2 separate regions of the Homo sapiens genome follow, and region 1 is linked to region 2. A link is an interaction called in ENCODE POLR2A ChIA-PET data of the cell type or tissue named here. Cell type or tissue: CD4-positive, alpha-beta T cell. All regions are shown on one strand. Each heading gives the region's core, and the rest is flanking DNA. Links, peaks and the distances in the headings are about the cores only.

What was found. Peaks named below come from ENCODE experiments on the same cell type or tissue, not always from the same donor. Only the 100,000 strongest peaks of a DNase experiment are listed, where the experiment ranks them.
Region 1: POLR2A ChIA-PET joins it to region 2 with 7 read pairs; 2 of 35 experiments call an interaction of 5 or more read pairs at or near these places.

What each region holds. Positions count from the first base shown.
Region 1 is chr14:99,283,819-99,290,106 of GRCh38, reverse strand. It overlaps LOC105370660 (a long non-coding RNA gene), which reads left to right and starts at 2,745. Exons shown (of 3, transcript XR_001750881.2): 1 at 2,745-2,833; 2 at 4,583-5,284. RefSeq lists an enhancer at 5,465-6,187. In CD4-positive, alpha-beta T cell, for the core only: no CTCF peak of the experiment used is centred there; no DNase peak of the experiment used is centred there; H3K4me3 peaks cover 1,214 bases; H3K27ac peaks cover 536 bases.
Region 2 is chr14:98,651,818-98,658,105 of GRCh38, reverse strand. No RefSeq gene overlaps it. Among named protein-coding and RNA genes, the nearest start is that of LINC02914, 57 kb to the left of the region's middle. In CD4-positive, alpha-beta T cell, for the core only: no CTCF peak of the experiment used is centred there; no DNase peak of the experiment used is centred there.

The DNA.
Region 1 (6,288 bases), core at 484-5,483, 630 kb before region 2:
GGAGGAGAAGATCTCCTGGCTGACTCCACAGACACAGCTCAGAGGGGAACCCCCTTCGCCCATCCTCGGGACCTGCTTCAAGGGAGCTATGTGGCTTACACCTGGTCCCTGGGCTTCGGAGTGAGCTCGGGAACCCTGGCTTTGCTTCAGAATAAAGGAGGCTGGACGTAGACGGGAAGGCCCCATTGAAGCCCTTCTGCCTCCTGGGCCTGGGAGTCAGGGCATCGGGGCCCACCCCATGGCTCAGGCACTACCCCGGTCCTGTGCCTCCCCCGCCTCTCCCTGGCCTCAGACTCCCTCCTAAGGTAGGTGGACTGCATTATCTCTTGGTTCCTTCCAGCTTAAAAAGTCTATGTTCTAAATCCATCCATCAAACCCTATTTTGAGGGCTTTGAAGTGAAGCCTGGGTGTTTTTACCTTATCCCACACACCTACCTCACACCTTCCAAAGTTCCAACATCTCCTTTGATTGGCATGTCAAGTGGACACATTTCTGGACTGGAGGGGCCCCCACTGTGAGCCTCTGTTTCCAAGGAGCTAGCTGCTCACTTCCAAATGCTGCGGGTTGGTTTGCTCCTGAGGGCACATTGCACAACCAGGAATAAAGTCTCCTAGATTCTTGCCTCTGTATTACCTTGAAAGCCCCATGCTTCTTCAGTGTGATGGGAGCAAGCACAGTGAGTGATGGATAAAGGAATGGTGCCAGCAGTGAACTTCAGAGGACGGAGGGAAAAACCTCAGTCAGCTCAGAATAAGATCCTGCGTATGTTATGTAACAAATCCAGGTGTGTGGGCACTTCCGTTGACCCATGGTCCTGATTCCCAAATTGACTGGTGAAGAAATTTCTAGTGAAGGCCCCTTCAGTCAACAAGGAGTAACTGTGCACACCCTCTTCCTGGACATGGTGCCAATGGGCACTGCCAACCACACTCGGGGGCTGTTCTGCATTTCCCAGCTTCTCTGGAGGTCGGGTTGGGTCATGTGACTGGCTCTGGCCAATGGGCTGTGAATAGAGGTGATGAGTGTCACTTCTGGGTTGAGGCAGTTAAGAGCCAGTGGGACTCCTCCGTCTCCCTCTTCCCCTGCCATGGAGGTCCTGGAGGCCATGAGGGGTGGCTAGAGGGATAGAAGGACCACCAACAGCCTATGGCAAAAGAGGACATGTGAACCTTTCTTGTGTAAACTTCTTGTTTTTTCGAATTTATTTTTATTATTATTATACTTTAAGTTCTTGGGTACATGTGCACAATGTGCAGGTTTGTTACATATGTATACATGTGCCATGTTGGTGTGCTGCACCCACTAACTTGTCATTTACATTAGGTATATCTCCTAATGCTATCCCTCCCCCCTCCCCCCACCCCATGACAGGTCCCGGTGTGTGATGTTCCCCTTCCTGTGCCCAAGTGTTCTCATTGTTCAATTCCCACCTATGAGTGAGAACATGTGGTGTTTGGTTTTTTGTCCTTGCGATAGTTTGCTGAGAATGATCGTTTCCAGCTTCATCCATGTCCCTACCAAGGACCTGAACTCATCCTTTCTCATGGCTGCATAATATTCCATGGTGTATATGTGCCACATTTTCTTAATCCAGTCTATCATTGATGGACATTTGGGTTGGTTCCAAGTCTTTGCTATTGTGAATAGTTCCACAATAAACATACGTGTGCATGTGTCTTTATAGCAGCATGATTTATAATCCTTTGGGTATATACTCAGTAATGGGATGGCTGGGTCAAATGGTATTTCTAGTTCTAGATCCCTGAGGAATCGCCACACTGTCTTCCACAATGGTTGAACTAGTTTACAGTCCCACCAACAGTGTAAAACTGTTCCTATTTCTTCACATCCTCTCCAGCACCTGTTGTTTCCCGACTTTTTAATGATTGCCATTCTAACTGGTGTGAGGTGGTATCTCATTGTGGTTTTGATTTGCATTTCTCTGATGGCCAATGATGATGAGCATTTCTTCATGTGTCTGTTGGCTGCATAAATGTCTTCTTTTGAGAAGCGTCTGTTCATATCCTTCGTCCACTTTTTGATGGAGTTGTTTTTTTCTCGTAAATTTGTTTGAGTTATTTGTAGATTCTGGATATTAGCCCTTTGTCAGATGAGTAGATTGCAAAAATTTTCTCCCATTCTGTAGGTTGCCTGTTCACTCAGATGGTAGTTTCTTTTGCTGTGCAGACGCTCTTTAGTTTAAATAGATCCCATTTGTCAATTTTGGCTTTTGTTGCCCTTGCTTTTGGTGTTTTAGACATGAAGTCCTCTTAGATAAAGAGATTAAGTTGTGTAGCAGCACAGCCTGGGTTACCCTAACATGAGGAGGTAGACACAACAGGACGCGTGTCATTGGAAAAACCGACTTTGAACCCTGCGTCTGCTGCTACTGCCTGTGCAGTCTTGAGCTAATCGCATAGCTTGGCTTCCCTCCTATAAAATGAGATGGATGTGTAACCCGGGGGGCGGTGTGGTGTGTAGGAAGAGTGGATGTCAAATGTCCAGCTGCTGCCTGGTGCATAAGAGAGGCACAGCCTGGGTCTGAGTCAGCTCTCTGTGAGCCCTGCCCTGTGACTTCACTCCCGCTGAAGGCTCAGTCAACTGGGGGAGACCGTTCCATGAAGAGTGAGGGCGCATCTACCCCACCATACATGCCTTTGGTCAAAGTTGCAGAAGCCTGTGGTTGGGCGTGAACCCAGCACTTTGCAGAAGTGTGAATTCTTAATTTACCTCCCCCACAGCCACACACACAGGAGTGAAGGCAGCAGAGCCAAGCAGGAACCCGTCCTGCCCCAGGCCTGAGCTTTCTTAAGAGGCTCATGGGGCAGAAAGGTAAAGTGGTTTCTTCCTCATCTTCCATGTGCAGGAGCAGGGGTAGAGCTATGTGCCTAGATAATTTCATTTTGTGGGGCGCTGGGGGGAGGAGGGAAAATGGGGCTTCTTCACTCTATTATGTCCAGGAGGGTTTTCAGTAAGCACCAGAAAAATGTGTCTTTTATGTAATTCCATTTTCCTGTGCAGTAATTTACTACTAGTAGTTAGTTAATAGTTTCTCTTGTTTTTAATTCTTTATTTGTTAAACACAAAAATGAAAATGAAACCCAGCTACACACCGAGCTAACACTTCAGTGGCTGAAGAGTTTCACCGGGGTGCAGTCTTATTTTAGGGTCAACTTTGTGTGTGGTTACTTGGAGGGTGTGATTTGAGGCCACTACAAATATTCAGCCCTTAAATATTTCCTCCACTGAAGCATTATTTTCCCCTAAACCCTGACTTTATAACTGGAGCTTAAACTATGTGCAAAGTCCCAAGCTAGGACAAGAGGGTGGCAGGGGACATCTGAGTGGGAGTTCAGGGCAAACCTGCCATGGTTTTGGCCTCAAGATACTCACAGTCCAGGCATTATTGCTCTTTTCTGAGGTTGACAAGGAGGGCCACCAGTTCTTGTCAACATTCTCTTTGCAAATATGAAATGCAGGGAAATCTTTATTTATGTAATTTTAAAGGCAGAGTCTGTCACCCAGGCTGGAGTGCAATAGTACAATTATAGCTCACTGCAGCCTAGAACTCCTGGACTCAAGTAATCCTCCTGCCTCAGCCTCCCAAATCGCTGAGACTACAGGCCTGTGCCACTATGCTTGGCCAATTTTCTTTTCAAATTTTTGTAGAGATGAGGTCTCACAATGTTGCTTAGGCTGGCCTTGAACTCCTGGCCTCATAAGGTCCTCCTGCCTCAGTCACCTACAGTGCTGGGATTACGGGTGTGAGGCACTGCGCCCCGGCCTTGGGGATACTTTCCACAGTGTTTTACGACTTCGTAGAAAAGACCTGTGACCCCTGAGCCCCCGAGGGCAGGGTCTGTGTCCAGGTACCTTGGCTCTGCTGGCCTGGCCCCGGCTCATTATCCAGCACAGGGCAGGCACACACATTCATTTCTGGGGGTTGGCATAACAAAGTATTGCTAGCTGGGTGGCTTAAAACAAGAGGTGCTGATTGACAACTAGGGAGGCTAGAAGTCTGAAATCACGGTGTCTCTGGGCCACGTTCCCCCTCCAGGGGAAGATCCTTCCTTGCCTCTTCCTAGCTTCTGGTGGTTGCCAGCATTCTTTGGTGTTTCTGGCAGCTGTCTGGGTCCAGTGTCTGCCTCCGTTGTCACCAGACGTCCTCCCTGTGTGTCTCTGTGTTCACATGGCTGTGTTTTTAGGAGGACACCAGTCATTGCATGGAAGGTCCACCCTAACCCAGGATGACCTCATCTTAACTAATTACATTTGCAAAGACCCTAAGGCACATTCACAGGTACAGGGCTTAGGACTCCAACATATTATGGGGGGGTAGGGGGCATGATTTGACCCACAACAGAGCACAATGCTTGGTAACAATGTAGTTACCAAGTGAACCATGAGGTGCTTTGGGAGCAGGGAGGGCATTGGAAAACGAGGGCGAACAGGCCACAGAAAGGAGGGCTTTGCATGTAAAATGTGTCTAAGTATTCAAACACTGCGTGGCGCTGTGTTGGGTGAGAAAGGGAGTCTCTTAGTTTACCACTTTGCCGAAACCCAGGGTTTTTCTCTTCCTAGGGTCATTGTGCATTTTTGTTGACTATTGATTCTCCCCTTCATTCAACAACTGTACTGAGGCCAGATCCCAAACTGAGCTCTGACGAGATGGAGAAGCAAAGGACACGGTTCCTGCCCCCAAGGAGCTCCCAGACAAGCAGGAGAGAAGGTGGCTCCCAGACAAGCAGGAGAGAAGGCAGCTCCCAGACAAGCAGGAGAGAAGGCCGTGGAAATGATCCTTCTGATACCACAGCCTGCCGATGTCATCTAGAACTCTGGGGGATTGGGGGAAAACGAACAGAACCAGATTAAAAAAAAAACCCTGTCCTTAGCTAGGTGTGGTGGTGGGCACCTGTTATCCCAGCTACTTGGGCGGCTGAGGCAGGAGAATCGCTTGAACCCAGGAGGTGGAGACTGCAGTGAGCCAAGACTGTGCCACTGCACTCCAGCCTGGGTGACAGAGCGAGACTCTGTCTCAAAACAAAAAATGAAAAACAAAAATGAAAAAGAAAAACAAAAACCAAACCCTGCCTTGTAATTTTGACTTTTACTTTATCCAAGTCAGGACTCCTGGTCTGAAGAATATTTGACCTCATAACTATTGGGGGACACTGGGGCTCCCTGCCCAGGGACAGGATGTTCTCTGCAGATATCAGGACGTGGGTGCCGATGACAAGGGCGCTTTGCCGCCATGGCCCGGGGCTGGAAGCGCAGCTCTCAAAGGTTGGTTGTGAAGCTTCCAGGGGAGATGGTCCTCTGCAGGAAGAATAAGAGCCATCCTGTAGCCTTCGCTGTTCCAGAAGGCTCCGTGGTGAATACATAATTAGGTCCTCTGTAATTACCAGTTTGAATCTGCCTAGGACACTAAGGCTCCCACCCCCTAATTTACCTTATAAATTTATTCTGCTAAAAAAGTCGAAAATGTCAGTCTTCTGTGAACGCTGCATAAATGAATTATCTCCCCATGACAGAAGGTGGGGAGCGGGGAGGCTTCCAGAGGACATTCCTCACTGTGAGTGTCGGAAAGTGCTCCATGCTTCGCAAGCACCCAGCAGAGAGCCTAACCAAGCTGCTTCCTGCGCCCACCCCACGGAAGGCCAGGTTCCAGCAGGTTCTGTGTAGCTGGTTAGCCGGTTAGCCAGCCCCAGCAGGGCGAGCAGAGGTGGCTTTAAAATCAGCCTGTTTGGCAGCTGTGAGAGAGCTTTGCCTTAGCGTGCAGTCCCAGGTAATGGAGGGCTGCAGACAGAAGGAAAGGAAGGAAAAAGCATGGCAGCTTCTTAAAGAAGGTCTCATCCAACCACGTCCCACAGACCTCCCTGCACCCAGGATGGTCTCACACCATAGCATGGCAACCATCTCCTTGATTCTTTCACAAAGAATAGTTTTACAAAACTATTTATTACAATGTACGAGGCTGGGCGCGGTGGCTCACGCCTGTAATCTCAGCACTTTGGGAGGCAGAGGCAGGCGGATCACTTGAGGCCAGGAGTTCGAGAGCAGCTTTGCCTATATGGGGAAACCCTGTCTCTACTAAAAATACAAAAATACAAAAATTAGCCAGTCATGGTGGCGGGCACCTGTAGCTCCAGCTACTTGGGACGCTGAGGCAGAATTGCTTGAACCTGGGAGGCAGAGGTTGCAGTGAGCCGAGATATTGTGCCACTGTACTCCAGCCTGGGTGATAAAGCCAGACGCCATTTCAAAAAAGAAAAAAAAATGTACAGCAA
Region 2 (6,288 bases), core at 523-5,522:
GAGAGAGGGGAACATGGCTGGTCAGTGGAGCAGTCAGAACACACACATTTATTGATTAAGTTCACCCTTTTAATGGGTAGTTTGTGGTGCTCCAAAACAATTACAACAGTAACATCAAAGATCACTGGCCCCAGGTCACCATAGCAGATGTGGTAATAATGAAAAAGTTTGAAATATTGCTAGAATTGCCAAAATGTCACACAGAGATACAGAGTGAGCACCTGTTTTGGGAAAAATCGTGCCAAAAAACTTGCTGAATTCAGTGTTGCCACAATAGTTCAGCTTGTAAAAACACAGTATCTGTGAAGTGCAATAAAGCAAAGCACAATAAAATGAGATATGCCTGTATCTTCTTTCTAATGGGAGTGCTTAATCTCGTAACACTTAATATAATTATTTATATGATTGGGTTTGGATCTACATTTTAATTTATGTTGTACTTGTCTTTTCTGGTTTTGGATCATCTATTCCTCCTCTGCCTTTAAAAAATAATGTGAACATGTTTTAGAATTCCCTCTTTAACGGTTATGTTGGCTTTTTTGCTACCATTAATTACGTTATGTTTTTAGTGGTTGCTGTAAAAATTATAATATACCAGTTTGCATCTTCACATTTTATATATGGTTAACAGTATCCCACTTCATGTAAAATAGTAAAACTTGAAACTGCACTAGTTCATATCTCCCATCCTGTGCTTTATGCTATAGTCATTGTATGTGTAACATCTACATACATTTTAAAACTTACCAGAAACATTACATATGTTGTTTTTAATATTTACATGTATCATAAAAAATTAGCAAGAATGAAACAAAAAATATAGTCTTTTGGATTTAGAAAGATGTCTGAGGAAGACAGCTCAGATCTTCAAAATTAAAAAAAAAAAGGGCATAGAAATGCCCTTTTGAGCTCAGGAGTTTGAGACCAGCCTAGGCTACATAGTGAGACCTTGTCTCTACAAAACATCAAAAAATTAGACAGGTGTGGTGGCATATGCCTGCAGTCCCAGCTACTTGGGAGGCTGGGGTGGGAGGATTGCTTGAAACCAGGAGGTCAAGGCTGCAGTGTGCTGTGATGAAATGCCCTTTTTTTTTTTTTTTTTTTTTTAAATTTTGAAGATCTGAGCTTTCTTCCTTCAGCCAGAAAGGAAGCATTTCTTGCAGTGCAGCTTTTTGGGTGGTACTCTCTTAGTTTTCTTTAATCTGAAAATATATTTATTTTACTTTTATTCTTAGAGAATATTTTTGCTGCATATAATTCTGGGTGGAGAGCTTTGGTTTTCATTTTTTCACTAATATAAAATCTTCCACAGTCTTCTGACCTCTGTAGCTTCTGATATTTATTCATTTACTCTTTACTTTCATACATATTTGTTTTTCTCTCAATGTTTTCCATATTTGACTACACCTTTGGCTTTCAACAGTTTAACTACGATGTTCCTTCATATTTATTTTGACTGATGTTTATCAGTATCTTGTATCTGTAAACTTCTCTCTGTCATCATGTTTGGAACATTTTCAGCCTTTCTTTTTCAAATATTATTTTTGGCCTTTCTTTCCTGTCCCTCTGGACCTCCAATTACACATATGTTGGAACTCTTGGTATTATTGAGCAGCTCCCTGAGGCTTTGCTGGTCTTCACACTTCTTTTTCTCTTTGTTTCTTCAGATAATTTCTATCAATTTATTTCATGTTTACATAATCTTTCCTTTGTTGTCTCTGTTACTATGATTTTTTCTTTAGGCCTTGTTCTGTTTCTCATCTGAAGCTTCCTATCTTATTATTTAGTGCAAGTCTATTTACAAAATTAATTAATTGTTAATTATAACAGCCACTTAAAAATCTTGGTCTTTTGTTTTCCATATCAGGATCATCTTAGGGTTGGTCTCAGTTTATTTTCTTTTCTCCTTTGCATGTGTTTTGTATTCTTGGTTCTCTATGTGTCTGGTATTTTATTTATTTATTTTTTTGAGGCAGGGTATCACTCTGTTGCCCAGACTGGAGTGCAGTGGCACCATCACGGCTCACTGTAGCCTTGAACTTCTGGTTTCAAGCAATCCTCCCACCTCAGCCTCCTGAGTAGCTGGGACTACAGGCATGTGCCACCACATCTGGTTAATTTTTGATGTTTCGTAGAGACAGGGTCTCACTATGTAGCTTAGGCTGGTCTGAAACTCCTGAGCTCTAGCTGTCCGCCTGCCTCAGCCTCCCAAAATGCTGGGATTACAGACATGAACCACTCACTGTGCCCGGCTGTATCTGGTTACAGTTTTGGACTGTAACCGAGACATTGTGGATACTAATTTGTGGAGATTCTTTATTCTGTCACTTTTCTCTGGTGAATGATGTCCCTTTGTTTTAGTAGGCAATTATATTGGATGGACTTGAACTGCAAACTCCGTTTCTTGGGTGGCATCTCGTCTCTTCACATATTTTGTCTTTAGCTGGAGTGCTTTAAGTCTGTGTGCTTGGGTGATCCAAGTGTGAGTCGTTGTCAGAGATACAGGGAGGCAGAATTTAAGGATCCACCCTAGGCTCTTTACTTTCTAGAATTCTTCAGCTGTCTTCAGTAGCCATAGATTCCTTATATATAGTTTTCTGGTTCTCCAAACCAGAAACATTGTGGTTTTCCCACTGGCCTTCCTTGCTATATCAAATGTTTTGCTGACTTGTCTTAGGCTAAAAGCCATGAAAATGGGGACTGACTTTATTCCTTCCTCTTCTCTGTGCATGGACTCCCTGCCAGAGTTCATCTACTTCTGCACACTATCCAGTGACTTCAAACAACTGTTTGTACTATCACATGCCTATTCTATAGTTGTTTGCTGTGGGGTCATCTGCTCAAAAGAATCTTACTCCTTCATTACCACAGCAGATCCTGAAACTTGCTTTTTACACATGCACACACAAAATGCTTTTGAAAATCACTCATGGTGACATGTTAGTTCCAGTTATTTTTTTATTGCTGTCTAGTGTTCTCATTGAAGGACTATAAACATCTTAAATCCAATTTTCATACAATGGATATTTAGCTTTCCAGTGTTTCTTACAGGAAATGCTGAGATGAACATTTTGCAACTTCTATATTTACTTTTTTTTTTAATACATAGTTCAGTTTCTTTTAGGTATATGGCTAGAAGTGAAATTTCTAACTTGAAGGTCATTGATATGTTCAGCTTTCCTAGACGGTGCCAAATTGTTCTTCAAATTTGTCAAAACAACTTTGCATCTCACCAACAGCATACAGTTCTTGTTTCTTCAGATATTCACCGTAACTAAGTATCATTAGACACTTGTGTGTTTGACAGTCTGATGAGTGTGAAATGAAATGGTGTCTTATTGTTGTTTTTATTTGCATACCTCAGATGATTAAGGTGGAACACAATTTCTCTGTATATTAATCATTATAATAGCTTCTTGTGACTTTCCTTTTCAGATTTTAGCCAACATTTTTCAGAAATTTATTTCCTTTTCTTTCTTTTTAATTTTCTACATTTGTGGTAGTTTATTATGTATTCTAGATACCTTTTCTATTCAGTTCTATGCTTTATAAACATATTTTCTCAATCTGGCCTGTCTTTTCTTATAGTTGAAAGTTTCTTGTTATGCAGAAATGCTTACATAGAGTTAATTTTTTCAGTCAATTCCATTAGGTTTAATTTCTTACTATGTAAGGCTTCTTGTTAGATTTTTTTTCAAGAAATTCTTCACTGCCCGTATATCACAAAGATATTTTCTTATACATTCTCCCACAATTTCAGAGTTTTTCCTTTTTAGATTTAGATATTTATTATGTCTGAAATTTATTTCTTGAGCATACTATAAGGTAGGTATGTGCATTTTATTTTCCATATGGAGAAGCAATTGTTCTTTACACTTTATTGTGTGATCCTTTTCCCCCCTCACTACAATTTAGTGCCACCCTTGGGCCAGTTCGGGTCCTCCATACTTCCACAGGTCAATTTTTGGGCTTCAGTTTTCAGTCAATTTTCTATCGCCTGCATTGACCTCATGGTTTTAGTTACGAGAAGTTTGTAACACATCAAGGCAAGTTTTCTGACAAGCCAAACAGTTGGATTGTAACTGCAATATAATAATTTTGGGGAAAATTTGTATCTTTATGATATTAGTTCCTCTAAAAATCCTGACTATATTTCATGTAGGTCTCCTTTTAAGTAATTCGGTTCCCCAGGGGGAGGGGGGTTCCTTGCTCCCAGAGCTCCCAAGATGGTGGCAGGCCACTTCCAAAATGGCGGCTGGCCGCTTCCAAGATGGTGGCAAGCCTCGTGTTCTCTGACCTGGGGTTCTTGGCCTCACGGATTCCAAAGAATGGAATCTTGGGCCATGCAGTGAGTGTTATAGCTCTATTAGAAGCCATGGATCATGGAAGAGAACCATGGAACCCAGTGACTAGTGTTCAGCTTGATTAGGACGAACCCAGGCACTTAGCCGTGCAGCAACAATGGCAAGCCTTTAGCCCAATTGGGAGCAGCAATGGGCACCTCACTGGATCAGGAGCACAGCAGATACCCTGCTGGATCTGGAAGGATGGAAGTCAGCAGTGAGTCTGAGATGGCAGCAAACAGCAGTGGTGGACAGCCAGTGAAAGCTCAGCTCGAGCCATAACAAATACGGAACAGAAGAGTGCAGTGGCAAGATTTAATAGAGTGAAAACAGAGCTCCCATTCAAAGGGAGGGCACCCAAAGCAGGTAGCTGTTGCCGGCTTGAATGCCTGGGTTTATATCCCAATCATTGTCCCTCCCACTGTGCTCTCAGGTGATAGATGATTGGCTACTTCTTTACCTCCTGTTTTAGCCTAATTAGCATTTTAGTGAGCTCTCTTTACTAACTGACTGGTCGGGTGTGAGCTAAGTTGCAAGCCCTGTGTTTAACGGTGGATGCGGTCACCCTCCCGGCTAGGCTTAGGGATTCTTAGTTGGCCTAGGAAATCCAGCTAGTCCTGTCTCTCACTTCAATGGCACTTTTGTAATTATTTTCATATGTGACACATCTTTTGATAGATTATTACTGTATCTTACAGAAGTGTTGCTATTGTTAATATAATGTTTTTGTTAGTTTTTTTAGTAATTGGCTATTATTGGTAAATAAGAAACAACTTTCTTGAATATTAATCTTGTTAAAACAAACTTGCTTAATTCTTGCATTAATGTTAACAAGTTGTTTACAAATTTTCAATCATATCAATTTATTTTAAATTCTTATTAAAATAAATTCAGTAAAGCTATGCATTTGTCTTAAATATTAATTTAGCTTTTCACAAAAGTTGTGATATACAGTATACTGATTTCTAATTTATTCTAAATTTACATAATTTTCAAAAATTAATTTTGATTCCACTTTTGGCCCATTATATTTCCAAGCATATTAAAGGAAAGGAGCATTGATGATACTTTTATTGTTGATTTAAAATTTTAATTGCATTGTAATCAGAGAACTTGGGCTGTGTTATATTGATTCTTTGAAATGTGTTGTATGTAATACACTTTGGAACCTAACACATATTAGAGTTCCATATACCATGAAAAATAATAGATATTTTCTCATTCTACATATAGAATTATTTATTTGTGTGTATGTATACACTATAGATAGATAAATAGATACATACACACACATTTAAACAGAGTGTATTTTGTTCTAATCATTTATTTTTCATCTTTTTTTGATAGAGCACATAATATAAAATTTGGATTTTATAATTTCTCCTTATAGTTCTATCATTAGAATTCATTTTTATAGTTCTTCATGATAAAGTGTACTCTTCGTAATTTTCTAGTTTCTGCTTTCTTTTCAAAGAAATTGGTATAAATAAGTTCTATTTTCTCTCCAGTAATATTTTATACCAGTTGCCTAAACTGTGAACTTCTTGAAGGTAGGGTTACCTGATGCACCCCTGGGTTGTCAGTGCACAGGAGGTAGGCAGGGCAGTGACTGAAGCACAGGAAGCAGTGACACTCATCAGCCATCATCAAATGGAATAACATAAGCGGCTGATCGAAACTAGCTGGAAGGAAATTGCAGTCATAATATCTGTAAGCATGTTGGGTTTTTTTTTTAATGTTCTGCCCTTTACACCTATCATTTTATGAACATTTCTCTATACCAGGGGTTGGCAAACTTTTTCGGTAAAAGGTAAGATAATAAATATTTCAAGCTTTGTGGGCTATTTGGTGTGTGTCCCGAATCCTCAATCCCGCCATTGCAATGAAAAGCAGCCATAAATGAGTGATCATGGCTGTGTTCCAATAAAACTTTATCTAAGAAACA